Linked DNA regions of Homo sapiens: region 2 is linked to region 1. A link is an interaction called in ENCODE POLR2A ChIA-PET data of the cell type or tissue named here. Cell type or tissue: MCF 10A. All regions are shown on one strand.

Region 1 (8,000 bases):
TTTCCAGTCACATGAGTTTTCTCCAGAGGGATTCAGTCAGTGGGACTGGGCCAGGGTGAACAGCAGGGCTGGCAGGTCAGCAAGTCCAAGAGGCTTCACTCCATCTTCAAGTTGAGTGTTCTCATCGCTAAGATGGCAGCCTTGGATAAGATGACCTTTAATACCCAAGACTTCATGGCAGTGGAAACACTGAGCATTTTCTATTGGTCTGGGTTGGGTTTCGTTCTCCACCAGGCACCGGCACTAGTGCTGGCCTTTGCGGCCCTCAACTCCTTGGCATGTGTGTCCTCAGGGTCAACATTAGCCCCTTGCGCCTGTGGGGAGGATTCATGGAGTGGTGTCAAAGAGTGCCTGGCTTGTTTTCTTCCTTTTCCTTATTCTAGTGGGAATGAAGTTCAGTCCAAGTCAGACATGCCAGAAATTGATTTTTTCTTTACTTTTCTGGTACTGAATTTAATTTCTACTTTGAGCCATCGACCCACTGTTGAGTAGAAATCAATTAATTTGGTTGGTGCCCTTCCTAAGAGTAAGTTCTAAGTTGAGGAAAGTTTATGTGGAGGCCTCTGGGCATGACGCTTGCTGGGGTCTTGTCCTCATCAGGGGCTACTCAGCAGTCGGTGCCCTCCACCTTCCTCTAGCTGAGCACCCACGGCTCATGATTCGATCTTCCCAGTGCAGCCTAAAGCCTCTTCAGGTTCAGCTCTCCTTGGTGTCTTCCACGCTCAGAAGTCTGAGGCATGTGACACAGTGGCTCATGCCTGTAATCCCAGCACTCTGGGAGACTGAGGCGGGTGGGTTGCTTAGGGCCAGGAGTTTGAGACCAGCCTAGGAAATACAGGGAGACCCCATCTCTACAAAAAATAAAAATAAGAAGTTAAAGGCATGGGCTTCAGAGACTGTTTGGATGGGAGGAAGGTCCCACATTTCCCAGCAAAGGCAGGAACTTTGTTTTTGCATCTGAAAACAACAGTGGGCATTAATTAAAAATAGTTTGACTCAGATCGGGCATGGTGGCTCACACCTGTAATCCCAGCACTTCGGGAGGCTGAGGTGGGAGGATTATCTGAGGTCAGGAGTTCAAGACCAGCTTGGCCAACATGGCGAAAACCCATCTCTACTAAAAATACAAAAATTAGCTGGGTTTGGTGGTATGCGCCTGTAATCCCAGCTCCTCAGGAGGCTGAGGCAGGAGAATCACTTGAACCCGGGAGGTGGAGATTGCAGTGAGCCAAGATCGTGCCACTGTACACCAGCCTGGGCGACAGAGCAAGACTCAGTCTCAAAAAATAAATAAATAAATAAATAAAAATAAAAATAGTTTGTCTCATAGGGTTGTTGTGAAAATTAAAGCAGTCAGTACTTAGAGCAATGCCTGGAATACTGTGAGTCTTCTGTAAATGACGTTTATTTTGTCACACTGGAGTCAGGGGAGCTTGTCTGCCCTTCTTCCTGGGCTCCTGGTTCCTTCAGGCTCTACCCAGGAAAGGTGGCTCTTGGGCTTCTGATCTTTTCTCTTCAAAATGATCCGGGGATTCTAGGGATGGAGAGGGCAGGGCTTCCATCTTTAGAGAGGTCTAGCTCCAGAAATCTTCATCCAGACTTGGGGAGAAAGTGCAAGAGAAGAAAGCCTTGCTACTCCTTGTCGTGCATTCTCCGAAAAAAATACATTCAAAAATATCTCCACCAGTCTTTCAAAATGCAAGGCCAATTACTACCCCTTTTCTGTCTGCGTTCTACCATCCTTTGAATGAGCCACAGGTGGGGGTGCCCTGGGTGACTGCATGTGGGTGGCTCAAGGACACAGGGAAATGGAGGGGGAAGCCCTGACTAACAGGTCCAAATGTTAACTTCCATCTGGTTCTCTGTGGGCTAAGAGGAGGCACCTAGTGCTAAGAAGCTGCCAGCAGAAGATGCCCTGGCAGCCTGACCACCCACAAGTCCTGACACTCGGATGGCCGCAGTCCACTCCTCCTGCAGGAGACAGGACCTACTGTGTTAGAGTCTCTGGTGGCAGGTGCTCGGGAGATGGGCATCACCTGTCGTGTAACACCCTTTGCAAAGACCGGGAGACATGGTGAGGATGGCCTGAAAGTCAAGTCAACTTCTATTCCATTTTCTCCTGGGGACGTGCAATGTGCTCTAAGGGCAGCCTAGTGGGTAGGCTACCAATGTTTTGGAAGATAATTCAAACTGAAAACGTTATATTGAAGCACGATGTCATTCTGCCATCTTGTGGCAGTATCATTCTCTGGATTCTGTGGTGATTGTGGTCTGTGGCTGTTAGAGATGTGGACTTACCCTGATGAGGACAAGTGCTTAGCCCTGCATGATGTCTTACTAACTACCATTAGGCTTTCTATGAAGAATGGATTATTTAAATAGGAAATCTATCATTAAGATGAATCTTTGAGGTGTATGAAACTTCAAATATTCATTTAGCAAATATTTATCTTCCTATATGCATGGAGCAATCCTAGGCTCTGGTGAAAAATGTGTAATTATAGTCTCCGTCTTCAATGAGCTTCAATGAGCTAGAGAATAAGGACAGTTTTCACACATACCTGTAATACAAGGCAAAAAGAAATAAATGTGTGTTATATGAGGAGCTCTGGATAAATGGAAAGAAGTTAACAGCACTGGACACTGGGAAGGGTGATGAAGAAAGTGGTGTTTGAGTCCAGGGAGTCACTGAATATCTTTGAGTAAAGGAGGGACATAAGAAAATCTGTGTGGCAGGAAGGTCACTGGGCTACTAGCTACTAGAGCAGTGATCCGCAAACTTTTTGATCAAGCACCTCTAACAAACCAACCAACCAAACCAACTAAGTGAGCATGCAACCAAACCAAAGCATTTTACTTAAGAATATAAACATTTATGGATCTAGCATGTACAAATTAAGATGTATATTAAAATAAAGAGATTAAAGTGATTTAAAAAAATAGTAGCCCAAGTATTTTCTTCTTGCATCCTATTGGATGTCCGGGTCCCCTGACTTTGAAGATTGCTGTTGTAGACCAGTTTGGGCAGGAAAATAGGGAAAAGAGAATCAGAAAGACCCTCGCAGGCCATGATGATAGTGATAGCGCAGACGAGAGATCACCTGGACCCAGGTAAGGTGGAGATGCAGGCAATGTAAGGTAATGGACAGACACTCAGAGACAGAAGTAGAGAATTGCCAGGAGCTTAGGGAGAGGGAACTGTTCAAGGTCATTCTGGGTTTGAGGTTTTGTTTTGTTTTAAAGTCTTACGCTATTGGAAAGATGAGGATTCATTTTAGAGAGAGTACAGGGGTAAAAGGCAGGTTTGTGAAGAAGATGGTGAGTTTGTTTTGTATAAGGTGAGGTTTTTGCACCAGTGAAATCTGTTTGTCTGTCCCCAGAAATCTGGAGATTTAGGACTGGACTCAGAAAAGGAGTCCCGAATGGAGCAGTGTCATCTGATTCAGATGTGATGTCAAACTTCAGGAATGTGTGAGGACACCCAGGGCAAGAGTACAGAGTGAGAAGAAAACAGAGCCAAGGACGAACCCACAAGGACACTGGCATCTAAGCGTGTTGTAGCTCAGGGTTCCTTGAGAAGTAGACTATGAGATAGAAACTTATGAGCAGGAAGTGTATTGGGGAGTGTTCCAGAATCAACAACCGTAAGGAGGGAGGATTGCTGGATTGGGTGGAGAAAGAAGTGGAAGTCTGATGTGGTTTCAACAGAGGCCTCAGCTGATCTCGTGAGGAGCTCTGAAATGAGGAGGGCCCTTCGAGGGATGGCTGTGGTGCGCTGAACTGGGTCCCCTGGTTCCCACCAGCTGGATTCCTGAGTCAGCTGTGTGGATCTCCTCCCAACTCCTCATTCAGTGATGTCAGGTTGATCTTGACATTGGCACAGTGGGAATATTTACACCATGAAAATTGCCCAATATTACAAACCAGGGCTTCCCCCATCCACCAGGAACAACTTGTTAAATATGTACCAGTATACACATTTATGTCCCTAATGAAGAGGGGAACTAAGTCTCTGCATCTTTTCATAAACTGATCATTGGATGCAGGCTGCCCCTGAGGAGAAGATGTTACTTTGGATGGGGTAGCCGCTTTCAGCTGAGGACTGTACCTAGAGAAGAACATAGCTGTGAAGCATAAAACATTTCCTAAATCTGGAGAAATTAGTGTCTTTGAATGTGAAGGGTGAATATGAACAACATACCACAGCATCCACTACAGCCTACCTTTTGCCCAACTGCTTCATATAGTGATTTAATCTCATCTAGAAACAGCTACTTCAGGATCTTAGTTACTCTCTTTTCCTGGGTAAATTTATGACAGTAATATTGGTTGCTATGGTTTGAATGTCCTTCTCCAAACTCATGTTAAAATTTAATTGCCGTTATGACAGTATTAAGAGGTGGGACCTTTAAGGAGCTATTAGGTCATGAGGGCTCTGCCCTCATAAATGGATCAATGCTGTTATTGCAGAAGTGGTTTTGCTATTGCAGGCATTCAGCCCTCTTCCTCTTTTTCTTTACACTCACTCACCCTCCCACTTTCTGCCATGGGGTGACACAGAAGGCCCTCACCAAATGTGGGCCACTTGACCTTGGACTTCCCAGCTTCCAGAACTGTGAGAAATAAATCTCTGCTCCTTATAAATTACCTAGTCTGTGGTATTCCATTATACCAGCAGAAAACAAAACAAAAAGAAAATTGGTACCAGGAGTGGGGTTGTTGCTGTAACAAATATCTGAAAAGTGGAAGTGGCTTTGGAACTGGATAATGGGTAGAGGCTGGAAGAATTGGGAGGAGAAGGCTAGAAAAAGCCTACAATGCCATTAATGGCAAATCTGGTGAGGGCGCAGAAGAAGACCCCAGAACTACAGACAGCCTAAATCTTAGAGATTACTTAAGTGATTGTGATCAGAATGTTGGTATAAACAAGGATAGTAAAGGCCATTCTGATATCTCAGATGGTATTGGGAACTGGAGTAAAGGCCATCCCTGTTATATGGTTGCAAAGAACTTTGCAGGATTATGTTCTTGTCCTAGGACTTTATGGAATACAGAATGTAAGAGTAATGAGCTAAGATATTTGGTAGAAGAAACTTCTAAGCAACAGAGAATCAGGCTGCTGTGTAGCTACTTTTAAACACATCCAGTGAGATGTGAGAGGCCAGAAATGACTTAAAGACAGACTTTTGTAATGAAAAGAAAAGAAGAATGGAAAGATTTCAGAAATTTGCAGCCTGGCTATGTGAAGAGTAGAAAGGTGTGTTTGGGAGAGCAAATCAAGGGTATGGTCAAGCAATTGTTTGCTTAAGAGATTAGTATGAACAGGAAGGAAGCCAGGTGCTATTCATCAATACAATGGGAGAAATACCTCAAAGGCATTTCAAAGATCTTTGAGGTTGTCCCTCCCATCACAGGCCTAGGGCATCTAGGAGGGCAGAATGGTTTCAGAGGACAGGCCAGGGCACTGTCCATGGGTTCACTGGCCAGGGCCACTTCAGGACTCTGCTCTCTGCATTCCAATATAATACCCCTCATCTGTCCCAGCTGTGGCTCAAGCAGGCTCAGGTGCAGCTTGGACTCCACAAGGTGCAAGCAGTAAACCTTGGTGGCATTCACATGGTGTTAAGTCTGCAGGCTTACAGAAGAAAGAGATATGGGAACATAGCAACCTTCACTTAGGTTTCAAAGAATGTTCAGACAACATGGGGGCCCAGGCAGAAACTTGTTTCAGGGGTAGAGCTACCACAGAGATTTCCTACTAAGGCAATGCCTAGTGAAGCCATTGGAACAAGGCCAGCCCTGAGAGTCCTCACAAGGGTAATGCCTGATGGGAATGGCATCACCATTGAGACTCCAGAACTGTAGCTACCAGTGTGCGACACCAGCCTGGGAGAGCTGCAGTCATGAGACTCCAACCTGAGAGAGCCGAAGTGTAGACTGAGCCCAGCAAAGCCATGTGGGTGAGGCTGCCTGAGGCCTTAGGGGCTCAATCTCTCACCCAGTGTGCTCTCTGTCTTGCATGCTCATTCACCCTTTCATCTTCTGCTATTAGGTGATACAGCAAGAAGGCCTTCACCAGATGCTGACACCTTGATTTGGGATTGCCCTAATGTAGCATTCCCAGCCTCGAGAACTGTAAGAAATGAATTTCTTTTCTTTATAAATTACCCAGTCTGTGGTATTCTGTTATAGCAGCATAAAACAGTCCAAGACATTAGTCTCCTTTGCTGCAGGTGAGGCCACAATCACTATTCATCATCTCTCTCCTTTAGTAGCTATTCTAGATCTCCCTCCCACTCAGCCAGCACCTGTGCTGGTCTGGTAACCTTACATGACCCTGGTAGGGTGATCTAAACCCTCATCTCTAGGGGTTGGAAATCTTGGTAATCATGCCCTTCTCAGGCTGTGGCTGCTGCATCATGTCTAATCGCTATTAGAATTGGGCAAAGAAATACCAAGAGACACCCTCATGAACTGCCAGTGTACAAATATGTTCTTCCACGACCCCGACGTGTGAGGGCAGACCCTGCTGCTGGTCTGATGAATCCTTTCCTTTGCAGCTGCTCTCTTGGCACCAAGAGACATGATGGCAGCTGTGGCCCCAGTGAAAGCGTTCCTTTTCTGGGAGCCAGGGCCTCTCACCCCACAAATACAGAATCCTCCTGGAGTTCATTCATCCAAACTTTAGGAAGTGTGTTCCATGCACAGTGCTCTTCAGGCTACGAGAAAATGAGCCTGGGTTCTGTTTGGCGGGAGGTGAACCATTAGGAACCATTGGACTCAGAACAGAACCCATTGAAATATGCCCCAAAGTGTTGCCTGTGGTGAGTGGAGATTCTCTTCTCTCACTAACTAAGAAGACTAAGAGAAGAGAAGCCTGAAAAATGTGATTTCTTCTGTCTCAGCAGGGCCTGGTCGGGAGTCACTGGGCCCCCTCTAGAATTAACATCACTGCATGTAAACATTAGGGACAGTATTTTTTTTTTAAATCCTGCCTAGGTATAATGTTTTCTTTTCCATTAGTAAGTAAAGCATATTCTCTTAAGTAAGCTATGCCATGGATAATATGGAATTTTTGTTATAAGCCTTTCCCATTCATCATACTCCCCAACACTGTTTTAGATCTTCCAGTCCTGGTTTTCGGATAATTCCAGGTGCACTATCTCAGAGGTATAAAAATTCCCAAAATGAAATTAATTTTAATTCATTTAAAATGCCACACCACACAGCTATTAAGGATGGAGAAGATTAGAGAGGAAAGAGGAAAATTATCTGCACAAACCAGAGAAAGATGCCATCATTCCCAAAATACTGGGAATGATAACACACTGCTTTGTAGTCCCTAATTGCAATTTCCCAGGGGGTGCTATTTTTAACTCTGTGGCTGAATTGTTGATTCTTTAATGCTTCTCCTGACTTTCCATGGTGTTTACCACAACTAAGGAATGGTAAGGGGCTGGCGAATAACAAATGATGAATGGAATCACTTGATTCTTACCTGAGAAAAGGTCACAGAGAACTTCCTATATGAACTTGATTTTCAGCTCTGTGATGAATAGGCCACGATAGATTATCCTACAGTATGACCCAATCTTGATGTTAGGCCATGTAACAAATGTCTAATCTAAAAATTTCCTCCTGGCATTTATCTCTCATTTCTCTCTCTGTGCTTAGGAAAAGTGGAAAATAATCACTCATTGGAAATTATCTTCTCATTCATTGATTTATTAACTATTTCAATGAATTCCTCATACATGTATTACGCTAGGCATTTGCATATAATCTCGTGAATCAAACATATAAATAAACAAGTAACTATAAAGTGTGAAATGCTATAAACTTAAGAAAAAAAAAAAGAATGTTGAGATAAAGAATGAGATGTGCCCAGAATAACTATTTAACCCAATTGCAACTGACCTCACCAAATCTGAGAAGGAGCTGGTATGGGAAATACCATTTTTTCTAGAAGAAACTGTACACACATAAACCCCAAGGTAGGA
Region 2 (8,000 bases), 64 kb before region 1:
GGTAAGGGGAGTGGGGAACAAACCATTCTGGAGGAACAGATTGAGGACAGAGTCCTAGCACCTCTCTAGTCGAGGGAAACCTGGAAGAATGAAAGTCTTTGTGAGAACGCAAAGATTTTCCAAGTTATTCTATCTTCTCACCATTGGACCCCGAAGGCTCTCCCCTGCCCCAGCCTGCACTGCTCAATATAATCATCCACTGCAGTCACAGGGGAAAATGAGGCTGCAATTCACCCAGAATGGAAAGATCAGCTGCATATTTCCAGACCAATTTTTTCCACTGACAGTGACTCGATAAATAACCACAGGCTGGGAGAAGGAGAAGACCGTGTGGATGAGAGCTGGGTGGGGCATGTACTCTGGTTGTCCTTCCACCCTTCAAAGAATTACAGGCTGGCCAGCAAGACTCAGCCTCCAGCCATCCCTCATCCTACTGATTGTCTCTAAGGTCAACTTGTTGTCTACAGTGCAGTGAGGCACTCCCCTGTGCCTCAGACCCCACCCAGCTCTAACGTCCACCTTGTGGAGTGGACAACCCTCTACTGCAGGATCCTCTAGAACACAGCAGGAAACTTGCACATCTTTGGACTAATGAGGCACACAGGGAAAACCCTGATTCCTGCTGGAGGGGCACAAAATAGAGCAGCTCTGTTATTATTCAATGTATATGCTTTTAAAATTATTAATTTTTTAAAATTTTAGATTCAGGGGATACATGTGCAGGTTGGTTACATAGATATATTGCATAATGGTGAGGTTTAGGCTTGTAGTATACCTATCACCCAATCAGTGAACATTGTACCCAATAGGTAATTTTTCAACGCTCACCCCCTCCCACCCTCCATTGATATACTGATTACACGTTTTTGATCTAGCAAAGCTATCCACTAAAAACACTTAGAGACTAATAATGTTATACCTAAGTTTTCCACTCTCTTACTCTTTTCTGGACTTTTTTTATGGATATAAAATGTGTATACAGAAATATTAACAGACTTTAAGGGTACAGGTCAATGACTGCTGATATAAGTAGATACCTGTATAACCACCACCTTACTCAAAATAACAGGAGCAGACATTTTTAAAAGGATGACAACAGAGAACTGTTTCTTTTCTTTCTTTGCAAATCATTTCTTCCCCCAGTCACCATCCCTCAACATACATGAGAGATTTTTGAATAATGTTGGAATGCTTCTGGTTGCCTTGGACACATGCCAGCAGTGGGCTGGTTTGGGGTCTGGGAGGGTACTGGTGGTCAGGGAGACCACTCGGGGCTCACAGGACACCCACTATTGCCTGGGGCTCATTCCCCAGAGCTGCCTAAGCACGGTCTCAAGAACATGTTCCAATGCCATCCCAGTGTGCAGCAGGCCAACACAATTCAGCTTTGTAAGGCACCTGTTACAGGTTGAACTGTGTCCCCTAAAAAGATACGCTGAAGTCCCAACCTCCAGTACCACAGAATGTGGCTTTATTTGGAAGTTGTTGCAGGTGCAATTAGTTAAGATGAGGTCATACTGGAGTAGAATGAACTCATATTGAATGAATCCAGTGTGACCGATGTCCTTATAAGAAGATGGTCATGTGATGACAATGACATGACCACAAAGGCAGAGACTGTGCAAGCCAAAGAGTGCCAAGGATGGACAGCCAGCCACCCCAGAAACTGGGAAGAAGCAAGGAAGGGCTCCACCTAGTCTCAGAAGGACCAACGTTCTGGTGACACCTGGATTTAGGATTTCCAGCCTCCAGAACAATGAGAGCATACATTTCTGCTGTTTAAACCACCCAGGGCGTGGGGCCCTTTTGCCACAGCCCTAGGTGATCTGGTAGAGCAACGTACTGCACAGCGAGCACCACACAACTACAATGTCTCACCCTCCATTTTCTCCATCCCATGCCACCAAGGTGACTTTATTGAGTCCTATTCTTTAGTTTGTATTATGAGAACAACTGACTGACTTATTGAAGATATAGATAGAATTTCAAATTACATATCCTATGGGCCACACTGGTATGTCCCACGATAGCTGTAGAACCAACAATGCAATTATGGCTAAGATTTATCCACACTTACTAGGAGTCCTTCTTGCATCATCCCATTTAATTATCCCAACAGCCTTTATTAGGTGGATACGTCATTGTCCCCATTTTACAGACAAAGAAGCTGAGGCTTTGCAAAGGGAAGTAACTTGCTCAAGGTCAACAGCGGAGAAGTGGATTGCTGTTTGGACACACAGTGCCACGTGTGGTGTTAGGTGGGCTGATCTCCCCCCAGCTCCACCAAGAATCACTGTGCAAGTGTGGATGAGCCTCCTTCACAGCAACTCAAGGTGTGAAGGTCCTGTCGGAGGTGGACATGGGGAACGTACAACCTTGCTGCATCTTGGGGTATAACAAGAATGAGCAAGTCCATTTCCTGAGTGTGGTGTTTAAAGCCCCACCTCCTGGTAAAGGCAGTCAGTCGGTCCTTCTGGCTCCAAGGCTCCTTGTTGTGCCAATGAAGAGAGAACCTCAAGGTTGGCCTCTGGTAAAGCAGCTGCCAGGGAGGGCCCACCTCCCCCGGGAAGCAGAGAGTGTGCTGGCATGGTATCCTGTCGGGACTGCACGCCCAGGGCAGAAGCACACAGCGTTGCAGGGTTTATGCCTGTGGAATCGCTTGGGAAAGGTCTCCAATCTTAGAACTATCCTATTCTAGAGCTTTCTAGAATATTCAGCTCAGCTTATGCCTTTTACAATCCCAGGGCATCAGAACTATTTAAGGGATTTGCATGTAACTTGGATGAATTGTGCTATGAATCTGGGTTAGTGTGGCTTCACCTATGTCAACAAGTCTGTGCCCTCTGACTCTGACCTCTCCCCAGGGATTCCGGGGATTCCCTGATGGCGAAGATATACTTCCATGGGGCCACTCATTTTTTGCCCTGTGCATAGGAGTCTTCTGCTTTTCCCATTATCCCCATTATCCACTCCTTTCCTGTCAGCACTTAGGAACCCAACCCTCACCTCCACTTCACTATGGAAGAGAGGCCAGGTATTAGTCTGTTCTCACACCACTATAAAGAAATGTCTGGGCTGTGCGCGGTAGCTCACGCCTGTAAACTCAGCATTTTGGGAGGCCAAGGTGGGTGGATCACGAGGTCAGGAGATCAAGACCATCCTGGCTAACACGGTGAAACCTTGTCTCTACTAAAAATACAAAAAATTAGCCAGGTGTGGTGGTGGGCGCCTGTAGTCCCAGCTACTTGGGAGGCTGAGGCAGGAGAATGGCGTGAACCCAGGAGGCGGAGCTTGTAGTGAGCTGAGATCGCGCCACTGCGCTCCAGCCTGGGCAACAGAGCGAGAATCCGTCTCAAAAAAAAAAAAAAAAAAAAAAAAAGAAATGTCTGAGAATGGGTAATTTGCAAGAAAAGAGGTTTAATTGGCTCATGGTTCTGCAGGCTGTACAGGAAGCATGGCAGCATCAGCTTCCGGGGAGGCCTCAGGAAACTTACAGTCATGGCAGAAGGCAAATGGGGAGCAGGTGTCTCACATGGCCAGAGCAGGAGGAAGAGAGTGGTGGGGAAGGTACTACACATGTTTAGACAATGGGATCTCACAAGAACTCACTGTTTTTTTATTATTATTATTATTATTATTATTATTATTATTATACTTTAAGTTTTAGGGTACATGTGCACAACGTGTAGGCTTGTTACATATGTATACATGTGCCATGTTGGTGTGCTGCACCCATTAACTCATCATTTAGCATTAGGTATATCTCCTACTGCTATCCCTCCCCCCTCCCCCCACCCCACAACAGTCCCCGGTGTGTGATGAAGAACTCACTGTTGTGATGACAGAACCAAGGGGGATGGTGTTAAACCATGAGAAACCGCCCCTGTGAGCTAATCGCCTCCCACCGGGCCCCACTTCCAACATTGGGGATTACAATTAGCCAGGAGATTAGGGCGGGGACATGGATCCAGACCACATCAGGCCATATAAGGGCTGGTGTCTTCTGGCTCAGAGTTCGTGGCCTGAAGTGGCTTCTAGATGCCCACAATCAACCGTTAATGTTCCTTATCAGCAGAGCACGGTGGAGAACACAGAAAATCCCTTAGTCTCATTTTGGCCAATCGTACAGGCTGCTTCTCTAGCACATTCTCATAAGAACGCGAGTATGATGAGCTTGCCCCATGCTGGTCCTCTTGTGTTCCCTTTCTGTGGCGGTAGGTCTGTGGAAATGAAGAAAGAGAAGCATGGGAGGAACAGGTCTTCTGTGCGGAGACCACACACTGTGTGGGTGAGCCTGAGCCGTGGGAAGGTGACTGTATTTTCCTCTTTCCCCTGAGCAATGCTTAAAGTTGGGACAAAATTAAGAAGGTCTATTTTATTTATTTTGCTGTATTGTGTGGGCTGGACACATTTTTGTTTTAGTCTACTATAATTTTTTTTAAATTTTAGAAACAGCATCTCTCTCTGTCACCCAGGCTGGAGTGCAGTGGTAGAATCGTGGCTCACTGCAACCTTGACCTCCTGGGCTTAAGTGATCCTCCCACCTCAGCCTCTTGAGTCCCTGGGAGAACAAGCATAAGTCCCCGTACGTGGCGCCTGTAATTTTTATTATTAAACATTGGGTATTTGAATAGCTCTTAAGTAGCTAACAGTTGCCAGAAATCATTAAGCTGTGATTTTCCTCATTGCAGATGCCGAGTGCACCTCATTAGAGCAATGTATGGGCACTGACTTACCAATAATGAGCCCAGCAGATGGTGTGGAATGTGGGTGATGTGCAGGCTGTTTTCAGATACATGAAGCAAGGCTAGTTGGATACATTTTTACCTTTGTAATCTGCCACCAAAATCATTTAGTAAGTACATTTTATGATGCACAGAATACCGTGATAAGGTATCCTGGCTTTACAAAAACAAGTTAGCAAGTCCTTACTCTCTCAAATATGACAAGCAGTAATGACAAAGATGTCCCAAGCATCCTCTAAACGTATGTAAGTTATTAGTATTCTACCATGCTATATTCAGGAAAAGGTTTGCTAAATGCTAGTTATGATCAACAGAGACAGATTGCTTCAGCAAAATGTCAGCGAAGGGCTCTAGTCAATTTACTCAGTTACAGATGTTTGTTAAATCACTTAGCCGTGGCAGGCATGGTGGCTCACCGTGTAATCCCACCACTTTGGGAGATTGAGGTAGGAAGATTGCTTGAGACCAGCCTGGGCAACATAGTGAGACCCCGTCTCTATAAAAAAAATATATACATACATACATATATATATATATATATATGTACATATTAGCCAGGCATGGTGGCATGCTTGTCGTCCCAGCTACTCAGGAGGCTGAGGTGGGAGGATCACCTGAGCCCAGGAAATCGAGGCTTTGGTGAGCCGTGTTCATGCCACTGCACTCCAGCATAGGCGACAGAGTTAGACCCTGTCTCCAAACAACAACAACAACAACAACAACAACAACAACACAGAACAGTGTTCAGCCCCTACTGTGTTCTCAGGCACACAAGGAAGGATTGATGTCGTTCATTTCCCATATGACTTACATACAGTCTAACTGAAGGAACTAGACTAACATTCAAGAAATAATGATAACCAGCATTTAAAATTGTGGTAACGATTCTAAACATAATTGATTTATTCAACTTACTGTTAGGCTCAGCCAATACTAGATGAGTTAGGCATGACTCTTGCCTCAAAGAGCTATTTTTAATCAGGTAAACAGACACATAATAAAGTAACTCTAATAGAATTTAGCAACTGCTGGCAGTGAGCCGAGATCGCGCCACTGCACTCCAGCCTGGGCGACAGAGCAAGACTCTTGTCTCAAAAAAAAAAAAAAAAAAAAAAAAAAGAAGAATTTAGCAAGTGCTATTGAGAATTTAGAGGGCTCCTTTCTTCAGGAATTCAGAGTCACTGCTATTTTGTTAGCTATTTGTAGTATTCCCAATATACAAGTTATTATCGTTTAGAGGTGACTTTTTTTTCAGTATCCTTGAGGATATTATTGGTGAAAAAACATTGCCAAAATCTATAGTTACTGACAGAAAAAGGATGATACAAATTTATGGTGCCCAGATTTGACCTCTGACTAAATAATTTTGAGTATTTTTCTTTTAGGTAGCCATATGGTACCTTTGCAAAGACAGGTCAAATACATATCTTCAGGCTTCTTAGCAGGAAAAGAGAAACAAACATTCCACCTACCCAATTTATAGTTTTCTATCAATACAAACAGATTGGCTGCTGCTCAGAAGAAACTCAGCTACTCCAGATGTAGAAATCTCAAAAAGGAAACTTTGTAGGTATAGTGGGAAGGGTGTTAGCCAACCTTCATGAGCACAATTTTGATCTTTTTGTGTGTCTCTTTTGTAGAGCCCTGAAATGCTAGCTGATGAATATCTCCAAAGGATAATTGAGATGGTACAGTTCCATGAAGGGCCAAGTATGCAGGGCTAAACCCGGGGTAATATTTAGAACAGCTAGAGGAGTGGATAGATTCCATGATCCAAGGCAATACTCCAAAAATACTCTTTCTCACAACTGGATTTTTTTTTCAAGATGTTTGGGTAAGAAAGAGCACAGGATTATAATCTAGGTAAGGAATTAGAAGGCAAAGTGTCTGTATAGCAGATTACGTGCCGATTCAGAGGACAAGAAAACATTTCATTTATTTTAAAAATCGCATCACCATCCCAATGCTCATGTCTGCATGGATGGCCACCTGACTATGGCCCAGGAAGGCCCCGGGAATTCTTTCACCTTGCATACCAGCTAGTGTTAGTAATATCTGTAGTAGCAACATGTATGAATGCCTGCCTCTTAGCACCCTTACCAGCACTGAATATTTTAATTTTTAAGTGTTTGCCAACCCAGTGGGTGAAAAAGGGAAACATATTTTTTAAGTGTGCATTTCTTTAGCTAATAATGAGGTTGGTTATTTTCCATGTGCTTTGACCATTTTTCTATTTGGAGTCTTACTGTCTTTTTCTTATCAATTTGCATGGGCTCTCTATATATTCAACATGTTCATCCCTATTAACCTGGATCTTGAGCCACTCCTTAGTGGAAATATAAAGTGGCCAGCAGAATCCAGGACCAGTTTTGGAAAGCATGGTGGGTCTAGTTGGTTTAAAGTACTGTAATGTGGCCGGGCGTGATGGCTCACACCTGTAATCCGAGCACTTTGGAAGGCTGAGGTTGGCAGATCACCTGAGGCCAGGAGTTCGAGACCAGCCTGGCCAATATGGTGAAACCCTGTCTCTACAAAAAATACAAAAATTAGCTGGGTGTGGTGGTGCATGCCTGTAGTCCCAGATACTCAGGAGGCTGAGGCTGAGGCAGGAGAATCGCTTGAACTCAGGAGGCGGAGGTTGCAGTGAGCTGAGGTCACGCCACTGCTCTCCAGCCTGGGCAACAGAGCAAGACTCCGTATCAAAAAAAAAAAAAAAAAAAAAAAAGGTACCATAATGCTATGATGCTTTAGGCTGGTATCAAAACCCTTTACTTGTAATTCATTTTTAAACCTATCCTTACTCCCCAAAAGACTAGCAGCAAACAATGTAAGCTGCTTTAGTAATAATTTTGGTGTGAGGCAGTGGCGGAGAAGAAATGGGGGCCATAAAACAACATGTAACTTTAGCACATAATTTGAAATTATTAAAAAATGAATTCAGAATTCCATTTCCTTTCATAGTTTGCAAAGAAGGCATTTCAGTTTGACATTATATAAGTATATGCTTCTGTATGCGTGTGTCTATGTGTATTTTGTGGTTTTGTAACAAATCACTTTCCTTAGCCACTAAGGGAAAACAAAGTGTGAAGATTTCAATGACTAAGCTCAGCTATAATACTTGTTTTAAATTAAGAAATACTTTTATTGAGGTATGAAATTTACATATAGTGAAATGCACAAATCTTAGTTATTGAGTTTGGTGAGTTTTGATAAATGCATACATCTACATCGGCCATACCTCCAAGATATAGGATG

Evidence for each region. ChIA-PET counts read pairs that join two places held together with the same protein. Peaks named below come from ENCODE experiments on the same cell type or tissue, not always from the same donor. Only the 100,000 strongest peaks of a DNase experiment are listed, where the experiment ranks them.
Region 2: POLR2A ChIA-PET joins it to region 1 with 8 read pairs; 5 of 35 experiments call an interaction of 5 or more read pairs at or near these places.

The regions. Positions count from the first base shown.
Region 1 is chr6:159,939,676-159,947,675 of GRCh38, forward strand. No RefSeq gene overlaps it. Among named protein-coding and RNA genes, the nearest start is that of IGF2R, 25 kb to the right of the region's middle. RefSeq lists an enhancer at 2,093-2,212. In MCF 10A, a CTCF peak has its summit at 2,264 (motif pointing left); DNase peaks (open chromatin) are centred at 2,226 and 3,666.
Region 2 is chr6:159,876,063-159,884,062 of GRCh38, forward strand. No RefSeq gene overlaps it. Among named protein-coding and RNA genes, the nearest start is that of MAS1, 11 kb to the right of the region's middle. In MCF 10A, no CTCF peak of the experiment used is centred here; no DNase peak of the experiment used is centred here.